Linked DNA regions of Mus musculus: region 1 is linked to region 2. A link is a loop called in an ENCODE intact Hi-C map of the cell type or tissue named here. Cell type or tissue: heart. All regions are shown on one strand. Each heading gives the region's core, and the rest is flanking DNA. Links, peaks and the distances in the headings are about the cores only.

Evidence for each region. A loop is a pair of places that touch in the nucleus more often than their neighbours do. Peaks named below come from ENCODE experiments on the same cell type or tissue, not always from the same donor. Only the 100,000 strongest peaks of a DNase experiment are listed, where the experiment ranks them.
Region 1: it touches region 2 in a loop (5-fold over the local background); 1 of 42 quality-filtered maps calls a loop at or near these places.

The regions. Positions count from the first base shown.
Region 1 is chr10:71,190,003-71,195,392 of GRCm38, forward strand. It overlaps Gm34328 (a long non-coding RNA gene), which reads left to right. Exons shown (of 3, transcript XR_380563.3): 2 at 3,243-3,313. Among named protein-coding and RNA genes, the nearest start is that of 1700113B09Rik, 9.0 kb to the right of the region's middle. In heart, for the core only: no CTCF peak of the experiment used is centred there; DNase peaks (open chromatin) are centred at 3,149 and 4,929; H3K4me3 peaks cover 501 bases; H3K27ac peaks cover 1,551 bases.
Region 2 is chr10:71,117,049-71,122,438 of GRCm38, forward strand. All of the region lies in intron 1 of Bicc1 (BicC family RNA binding protein 1), which reads right to left. Among named protein-coding and RNA genes, the nearest start is that of Bicc1, 40 kb to the right of the region's middle. In heart, for the core only: no CTCF peak of the experiment used is centred there; DNase peaks (open chromatin) are centred at 2,273, 2,593, 3,313 and 3,823; H3K27ac peaks cover 246 bases.

The DNA.
Region 1 (5,390 bases), core at 155-5,154, 73 kb after region 2:
AAAGAAAATTTTACCTGGCTAATGTCTATGTGACCTCCCCTGGTGAGGTAAGGGTGTGGGGCACAGGATTACATACACCAGGACACGCGGGCTTGGGAAGGGGGTGAGCAATTCTACTCCTGCCAATCTCAGGATTAGATTTCTGTGTTTGGACCTGCCTCCACACCCCACTCTTGTTTCAGGCCTGCTCCTCCCTGTCCCATCACTCCCTAGCCCCACATATGTGGGTGGGTGTGCGAACACCATCACCTGATAATTGGCATTTACTAAGTACTCAACAAATTCTAAGATCTGGAGATGTAACTCAATGGTACAACATCTGTCCAGCATGGATAAGGCCCTGGATTTGCTCCTTGGAAGAAAGATAAATGGGTGGATGGGGAGAAGGAGAGAGGGAGAGAAAGAGAGAAGGGGAAGCAGAGAAAGAAAAGGAAGGAGGAAGAAAATGATTTCCCACATCAGTGGTCACAGCACTAGGAAGGTGGAGGCAGGAAGACCGTGGATTCTAGGCCAGCCTACATTTTTCAGTGAGATCCTATCTCATAAAGAAAAAAAAAAAAGCTTTGCTACAATCCCATATGCAATGCCATATGAAGGAGGACAAAAAGACAGGAAAGCTTGGGGCCTTGGATCTGTGTTTTAGTCATGGCTGTCCTAAGAAACTGGGCTATTAGAGATTGTGAGTGTGTGTGATTGTATGTGTGAATTTGTGTGTGTGTGTGTGTGTGTGTGTGTGTGTGTGTGTGTGTAAGGAATTGGCTTATAGAGTCTAGCAAGTCCACCTGGCAGAGAATGACCTCATGCTGGGGACTCAGGTGAAGTAAGGTTACAGGCCGAGGCTGAAGACAAAGCTATCACCAAGCAGCTCATCCCTCTAGACAGGGGTGAGGGGACATGGGTAAAGTCTTTGGGGGTTTTTTTGAGTTTTGGAGTAACTAGGTGAGATGCACCCCATCATACAGAGAATGTTGTACCATTCTCAAAGTTCACCGATTCAATCCTATCATGATGAGAGACATCCAGAATGATAAATATACAAGTGGGTACCAAGACCCAGACAAACTGATATGTACAATATACCACATCAGACCGAGGGTCCTGTGACCATCTCCAACCTATGGTACCATATTAAGGGCAGATATGTTGGACAGGTTTCACTACCTCACCGACAACTGAAATAAATCAGCTTAAAGAGAAAAGGTTTGGGTTTTAATTTATTTTTAAGATTATAATGAAATTACACTTCTCCTTTTTCTTTCCTCCCTCCAAACCCATATGTTCCTCCTCACTCTCAAATCCACGTGTAGAGGAATTTTAATCCAGCAATGGCTGCTCTGACTGAAATACAGACCTTCAGTATACACACTTTTAATCCCAAACATTGTAGGTAAAGTTAGTTGGCAGGAGGAAGCAACTGTGTTTGAAAGTGATGTCTAACTAAGGGGCAGACAAAGTGATGAATCAGAGAAAGATTTGACAGAATGAGTCAGAGATAGGATATGCCCAATTCCCATGAGAAATGACGAGGAGAGTCTATTTAAGAGCAATGCGGGGTGAGAGGGATAGTCAGTTCTGTTCGGTCTGTTGAGTACAGCGCAGTGGAGTTGAGTTCATCCCGGAGTCCATGCAGTTCACTTCAGGTCAACAGAGGCTGTTGAAACCAGAGAGTAAGAAGGAGTCAGAAGATTAGAACACACTGATAGAGTTAGCATGAGGCCAAGCAGCAGAGCAGTTCAGTCAGAAATGGAGAGAAGCCAGTTTGAATCAGTCAGTTTTGAGAGAAGCTTGAGCCAGAACATCTGAGTTGAACCAGCCAACTAGCGTTCAGAAAGAACTAGGAAGGGTGAGCTTATTCAGAAGTGAACCTTTGAGACAATAATTATAGCAGATGAATAAAATTATTTTACATACATGATAGCTTTTTATTGTTATTAGATGCAAGTATATACATGTAATAAACTATATATACGTACATATATATAGTTTATACACACATACACACCCTGCTCAGTTTGTACACTGTTACTTGTAGACATGTTTTCAAGGCTTTGGATCACATTTCCAGGGGTCTCAGCCATAACCGATTAGCCCTCCCATTTATTCCTACAGTGACATAGTACATCGTGGTGTTGTATGTAGCATGTGGCTAAGGCTGAGCCTCCTCCAAGGGTACATCCCTCAGTGACTCAAGGTCTACTCCTAGAATGACCTCTTATAGGCTCCAGCTACCCTTGATAGAGCTGAACTGAGGGCCAAGCTTTTATTACACAGGTCTTTGGGAACCACTTAGGATCTGAGTTCAGTCCCAGCACCCACATCAGCTAGCTCCTACATGCCTGCAACCCCAGATGCAAGAGACCCCATATGTAAACCACACACATATGGCAATACACACACACACATACAGAGAGAGAGAGAGAGAGAGAGAGAGAGAGAGAGAGAGAGAGAGAGAGAGAATAAAATAAACCTTAAAAAAACAAGAGTGCAGTTGATGCCATAAATGGTAAAGAACCAATTAAAATTCAGTGACATGGTCTCAGTAGCACTCAAGGAAGGCAAAGGTGAAGATATTTGCCAGTCCATAGATGGTCTCCATCATTTCTGCTAGAAGATGGACAAATGAAACTGGTGGTGGGGGGGTGTGCACGTGTGCATGCATGTGTGCGTGCATGTGTAGCCACGAGATCTGGGCAACCAGAAGTTGCTATTAGGAATCTCCTTTTTCAGCCCTATATCCAGAGACAATTTCCCACAAGTCAGCCTGCCTGTGTTCTGCAGGAGACATGTGGATCTTTCTCTCCTCTCTCTGCTAGTGTTTGGGAGTTGCAGAATCGCTCTAAAAATAAATGACCGTTTTAAGGGGTGAACAGGAGTTATCTAGGAATGAAGGGGTCAGACCCAGGCTCAGCAAGACAAGGTTGCTTTCACAGCAGAGTCGAGGGCTGAGCAGGGCGTCCTCAGTGGTGTTTTTCATCTCTGGCTGACTTACGCAAGAAGTGCTGGGTTTCAACTTCTCCTGACACTCGCAGCAAAGGGGATGTTGGAAGTGCCGCCCGTTACAAAATCAGAGACAAGATGGAGTTTACAGAGCCTGGGATCCGGACTGGGACATGGCCCAGGAGTCTCTGTTTCTTGTGGATGACACAGTCAGCTCGATGGGTTGTGTTTGTCTGGTTGTGATATGTAAATAATCTCAGTTGTGTATTTACACTTGAAATTTTCACTGATTCCTGTTATTTCAGACCACATAACGCCCACGAGGCTACGGTTTCCTGGAATCCCTCGCTGGAATCCACGAGGAGTCACTGGGTCGGTATGCTATCTTTTGTTGATAATTGAGAACCTTTTGGATACAACACAAGAAGTCGACACCCGCCCCCCCCCCCGACTCCCCCACCACCACAACCCCTGCTGAACTTGGCTTTGTGTTTGAAGAGTTGCAGCAACATTCTGTCTGTATCCAAGCTGGAACTTCTTGGGACTCTGTGACTATGGCTCAGGTCTAGTTCCAAGGGCCTCCATAATATAATTCAAAAACAGAAACAAGATCCTGGCCTGATAAATTATTCATAGATCTGCTTTGGACCTCATATTGCACAAGAGTTATTCAAAAGGCCTTTCTTTCTTATTTAACTACAGTCAAGCTGCTGGGCAAAGATAAAGATTTCCGTGGGAAAGCAAATTAAACGGCCCCGTGCCGTTTATCACATATGCCAATTTTAACTGAGGACCCACCGGGATATTAAATATTTTCCACATCTGATTACAGAAGCGAGAGAGGAAACACAGATGGAGGAGGTGACTGTACTTTGGATGAATTTGTGAGACCAAGGATACAGTTGATATAGATCATATTTTCTTTTCCTAAATGCTTGTGAGTGAGATAGTCTCTAGGAAAAATCTCTCTGGTCTGAGATCAGCCCAGGAAGATGAGAAGGCAGACGTGCCTGGCAGCATTTAAAAACTAAAATACAAGGAGCAAAGTTGATAAATAGGGAATTTTTTTTACAGTTCTAAGATTGGATAAGTTTATTAGGCAAATTTATGTGAAGAAAATATGAAATAGCCCCATGATCAATGCCTAGTGAGGTCAGTGGAGATCACGATGTGCACATTTTGGGTAGCGGTCAGTGGAGGTCACGGTGTGCAGCTTGCACTCTACTGCTAGCATGCTGTGCATTACTGGGTAAACTGCTTGCCCTTTCTGAGCCTTCATTTCTTTCTCTGCAAAATAAAGAGGCCTAGGCAAATCATCTTAATTCCCCTGTTTACCTTAAAAGGTAATTTTCTACTGTTCGCACACTTCCAGATGTCTATGTAATAAATGTTTTGGGGGAAATGAATGGACCTTTCATGGGGTTTGATATGAAAAGCTCTCTGGAAATTGATAACTTGACTTTTGTTTTATTCTTTTTTGTCCCCCTATCCATTCAACAAAAATTGATGTTTAAAGTCCAATGCCTATTATGAACTAGAGACTGCAACGTCCCATAAAAGCTCCCCATATAAGAACTCCATTGACGCTTTGGTGACTTTATAGTCTGATGCCAAACAGAGGCACATACATATATAGATTTATTTAAAAAGTATTAAAAGTAAATGAAAGAAGTATGTGTGGCAAGCTTCGGCAGGAAAGAGAAAGCGCAACCCTGGCCTGAAGGAGGAGATGCTGATGGGCTAACCGAGGAGCTGAGATTGCTTGGTCTACGTAGGAAGCGAGAGGGATACCACATAAAGCATGGAAGTAGAAGTTAGCACAAGATGTAGCACGAGGTGAAGGCGCCTCTGCTCCCGGGTTTCCCTTTGCCCAGCAGCCAATGTTCCAAAGAAGAGCAAGACCCCCACACACCGGAAGCAGCTGGACTTGTGAAGACCTCTGGCTCCAGCCTTGATTCTTACTCCCTGGGCCAGATGTCTGGGGATCTGCGCTCTAAACACAGCATCCAGTGTTCCAGAGGCAGCCTATGGTTGGAGGCAGCCTTCTGTTGTGGCTGAGATGCTCACTGTGGGACAGCCCAGAAGCATGTGTGTGCATGTGCGTGCATATGAGTGCATGCATGTGAGTGTGTGAGTGTGTGAGTGTGTGTGTGTGTGTGTGTGTGTGTGTGTGTGTGTGTGTGTACTAATACAGGGGTACTGGGAAAGAAAATAAAACAGGGTGTTCAGGGCCAAATGGGACTTAACCTCAGCAATAAGGCAGAATATCCCAGATATGGGCTGAGATTTAAGCAACAACAGTGTAATAAACACCAAGAGACACAACACCAACTGACACTAGGTTCTAGTTTGCAGAACGGGAATAATAAAGTTTTTTTTAAGTACTATGCAGTGTCTGAGGTGTTTTTCCTTGCAGGCTAAATTATTAGTCTTCCTGTGGAAGACACAGGACT
Region 2 (5,390 bases), core at 316-5,315:
TAATAATAATAATAATTACTATAATAGTAACAATATAACATACCATTAATATGTAAATATAGTATAGTATAAAATAATATACAAAATAAAATAATATATAATATAAAATAATAATAGTGATAATTGTAGAGCGGAGCGCTGGCTCAGTAGTGAAGAGCACTTTCAGGGGATATGAGTTCAGTTTCCAAGTACTTACACCGAATGATTCACAACTGCCTGTAATTTCAGCTCCAGAGAATCTGACACCCTCTTCTGGACTCTACTGATGCACTCACACACACACATAAATAATAAAAATAATAAACTTTTTAAACAAAATTATTTTATTTGCATGTAATCATGTTAGACTCACATTGAAGTATATTAATAATGGCATTAAATAAACTTACTGTATCGAGTCTATCATCAACACCAACAGCTATAACTCATAACAGTAAAATCTTGGGGTCCTTTATAGTTTCTTCAATGAAGGGAGGCTCTGGTATCAAAACGTTTTGAGATTTTTGATGAAGGTGGGAGGGGAGGGCTATGTGTCTAAGCATGTCTTATGAAGTTGGTGTTTGTTAACAGACAGGATTCGATGGATACACATAACTGACAAGGAAGCCTATGGCTGGCTTCTACACTTGTATTTCGCTGCTTGACCGTATCTGTTCCAAAAAGAAACAAGATTCAAACTGCTCTCTGGCAGCCATTTGCCCTAGGTTTTCTGGGACAAACTTCACATCCAATCTGTTTCTAATTCTTTCCCCCATCGACCACAAAAATGTTCCCTATATGTCAACATTTTTGTGTCCAAATACGTCTCCCGATCCGAGTGGCACACACAAAAACATCTTAAACTGTCTCCCTGTTGCGGTGCCTGTAATTATTCTCCAAGTGTTTCAGCATGGCTCCTGTGACCGACACACGTGATGGTTAGGGTTAATCTTCACCTCTCTCAGGAAAGGCATGTTCTTCAGCTGAGCCTGGCCCTAGAGGGCTCCCTTAGCATTGAGAGCCCTCCACCCTGTTTGCTATGCACAGTTAATAAAAAAATCTGTATTCTTCTTTATCTCAGAAAAACATTGGATGTTTTCTTTTCTTTCCTTTTCATTTTTTTCTTTCATTTATTTAAATTTTTTGGCATTTATATGTGTGTGCATATCACTAGTGCCACAGCATGTGTGTGTGAAGGTCACAGGAGCAAGGTTCTCTTTTTCTCCCACACGGGTTGCCAGGGTTCGAACTCGTATCATAAGGCTTGGCTACAGGCACTTTTACCTACTACGCCATATTGCAGGCCCACCATGCAGGTTTTCTTAATCAGCAAGATAGATAAATACATGAAATACTGATAGGAAAATATAGGTTGGTTGCAAAGACTGCCCAGCCGCTCTGCTCGTATTGGATGAGGCCTTTGAACTGACGAAAGCCATGTCCCCAAGGTCGTTAGAAAGGATCCCCAGCTTAGGCTTTTGAGTCTAAAGGATGACCAAGCTGCTTGAATAATCCCTTTCCCCTTTAAATGAACATTTCATGCCCAGAGCAGTGAGGTGGGGGTCCTTTTCTGGATCATGGAATAGACTGGAAAACGGAATACAGCACGCATGTCTGTAACAAAAGGGGGCCAGGAAAGCAGAGGCCCTTCTGCAAGCCTCAAACAGAAACTGCATCAGGAAGCAGTTCGCCAACACAGGTGCCTACGCCCCTATTTCACGTCTCACCTAAGGCCAGGGCGTCTGTGAGAGCCTCGAAGCCAGGCCCGATATGCATTTGTTTCTGCTTAGGCAGTGTCGATGCTAAATTAGCATTTGGCTTTTGTGACTCCAGGTTAAAATGGGTTCCGGTCTGGGGAACACACGGTTCTGGTTTAGATTTCCCATTTGCACACAACTTCCCTAACCTTTAAGTTCCCTCACGATGTTTGCACAAATTAGGCACCAATTCCAAACCCTGGTGACTCAAATATCTCGTGGCTGGAGAGTTAAAGGAAAGGTAAACACATACAAACCAAACAGGCAACAGCTAGTTATAAGAAGGAAAAGCCCACTCCAAGAAAGTGGTGGATTGAGAGTCGGTGGCTGTCTGTTTGACTATCACCTTAACACCAGGTTCCAGTCCTTGTGGCTGCTCCAGTCCTGGCCTCCAGCCTATCACACTGAAGAGTTCACTACAAGGGCCGGCCAGCCTGGAGAAGCCAAGCCCAAGAGAAAACAGCTAAAGCGCAGAAACACATGCAGGCCTCATGCAACTTGTGTGCACGTCACTGCTTTGAAGCAAGACAGAAGATAACATTAGCCAAAGATAATTTCTCCTACCCCTGGCATCAGAACCGGACACCACGTGTGTTGTTTTTAAAACAAATTCACTGGCAAACGTGCTTGTAGCTCTCTTGAGTAAAAAAAAAAAAAAAACTAAGGAATACCTGCCTCGCCCCTGCTTCCTGCTAGGCGGCCATGTTTGCCTGTTTACAGCTCTCTGTGCTTCATTGGGCAAGCATCTTATATTACAATTCCCAAAGCTATAGTTTTGAAGAGTACTCATAAAAATAAGTATTTCCCCCTCAAACATTCCTGACATTCCATCCCCGCTCCAGCTTGGAGCGTTTGAAATGTTTCAATATTACGACTGGGATACGAGTTCCCGGTGGTGAAGGGGGATTACAGCAAGAGGAAAACAACCCTGCACAGTGAGTTACTGACATTCTAGACTGAGGAACTTCCAGGAAACTGTACAGACAATGTTGAGTCACGCCATCTGTAAGCGACTGTTACTGGATGTATGAACTGTATTCTGCATGTGTGACTCAATTTGAAATTTGAAATGCACACACATGCGCACACACACACACACACACACACACACTGCTTATGAGACAGTTTTAAAACTTCTGATGGAGGCCAAAGGAAAGGCTATGTATATGAGCATGTATTAATATGTTGGTGTTCGTTAGTAGACAGGGTTTAATACATATACATACGTATCTGATGGGGGCAAAGCATAAGGCTAGGTTCTGAGTTTGTATCTCTTATCATCATGTATTTTTAATGAACATACAATCTGCAGGTCTGCTGGAGTTTTGCTAGGCTCACTCACAGTGGTTTCCTAAGCTGAACTATTTGGAGTAAGGAAAAACAAAACTAAACAAAACAAAAACAAACAACACAACAGAGCCCAAACCGAGTACTCTTACGTATAACTAACGGAGAGGTGGAACATCTTGATTGGCACCCAGCCAACGTCTGCCCTGAGAATGCAGAAGGTAGTGGAGCTAGGGTGGGCGAGGCAGCCTCAATACTCTTCACTTCCAATCCAAGGTGAAGGCTCCAGCAGCCTGCGGCTGTGGGGAGACCTTTTCCATTCTCAGAGAGCCTGACATTTGCCTGTTATTTGTACAAACGGGATGGTTTACTCATGGTTCTTAGTTCCCCTCTTCTGATAATCCTTCGTGGATAGAAGGTGGGGGCCGGTGACAGAGGCATGAGCAAAGGAAAGAGAGTGCGAAGTCCAAGACAAACAGCTAACACAAAACAGCTAACATGCACAGCGACTCTTCCCCAGGACAGCCCGGCTTGGTTCTCAGCACTCAAGTAGGCGGCTGCACACATGCCTCTCCTCCATGATTCTCTGGCTGGTCAGAAAACCCTCTTCCTTTCCCTCCATCGCTGCCAGGAGAATCTTCAACTTCATCTTGAAGGTGAAGCAACAACACATTGGAATGTTAAAAATAATGCTCCATTATACAGTTATCTTTAGAGCGCTGTGGGACAGATCTGAACCAGACTTCAGTGCGACCTCACACTCTAGTGTGACCTCTGCCCTGGAAGCAGTAACTCCAGGGGCTGCCTTGAGAGTTCTAGCAATAGTCAAGGGACTCCCTGAGGTCAGCAAGGGACAGAATGACATGACCAGGGACCTCATTCCAGACTGTGCTCAATGCTTGTCTGTCTTCCCATCATCCTTTGAGAAGCTCACCCAGACTGACATTGCTGATCACACAGAGAAGGGAGCCAGGGAGAGCCAGGACAACATTGATCAAAACAAGACAGCAAGCAAAGCCTGCAAACTTTCCACTCCAGGAGGGGCGAACTTTTCTCCAACTTCTGCTCTGCTCTAAAAACACACACACACAGAAGCACACAGACATATGCACAGATATACAAACATGCACACATGCTTAGACACATAGACACATATACACACATATACACACATAGAACATATTCACAAACATACATACACACATATAGAGGCTACACACAAACATAAGTATACACATGTATATGCAAACATATGAATAAACATATTCATATATGCAAACACCTGCATATATATATATATATGCATGCATATACACACAAATACATATGTGTGCAGATATTCATATATACATAATATACATGCAGACATGTAAACACATACAAACTCACATGCATACACACATAGACAGATATATATATATATACATACATATAAACACAAATACACACATACACACTACCATAAACACATTCATAATCATACACAAATACAAACACACATATATATTCACACATATACATTTACACATATGCATATATGCACATAAACACATATACATATATAGGCACACACATATATACATGCATGCATACATACACAGACACACACCAGCATCTAGTCCACATAAACTCTGAGTGCCCTATAAGCACAGTCCTTTCCACTTCTGCACTGAGAGCCCTCTCTGCCTGGTGGTCAGGAAGTTGGCATGGGAAGGTATAGCCACCTCCTCTTGCCTTTCACTCTCCAGGGACAGCTGGCCAAGGGGTACTCTAGACACAAAGAACTTCACAATGGTATGAGAAGTAACTGTCAACCAAAAGTATTTAAATCCCAATTTTAAGTGGCTGGCAGCTAGCTGTCTAGAATCTTACCTGGCTATGCCACTGTCCGAATTTGACCGTGAGGTCAAAAGACACAGCAAGTGAACACTAATACAAGAGCCACATAAACAAGTCAGATACATACATGTGTACACACACATACGCGCACATATGCACTCATATGCAGACACACTTGTGGACACATATGCACACTCTTATGCATGTGTACAAACACACACACACAATTTTCACAAGATTACAAATCACTGTCATTTCCCATGTAATTCTTAAAGAGTGAATTGTTTCACAGAGATGAAATAATCTTTGGGGCTAATATAGAGAGTTGATTATTGAGATACATATAGTTACATACACATCCAAACCTAAGCTTTGGAGACTGGGCTCTCATAAAAACTGTGCCCTTACACCCTTGACCAAAATGATAAAATTTAAGGTCGGTAAGCATAAAAAGTCTCCTGTGAGCCAGGTGTTTCGGTGGAGGGGAAAAATCCCAGAAAACAAAAGTCCTCCCAAGGTGTCAGAATA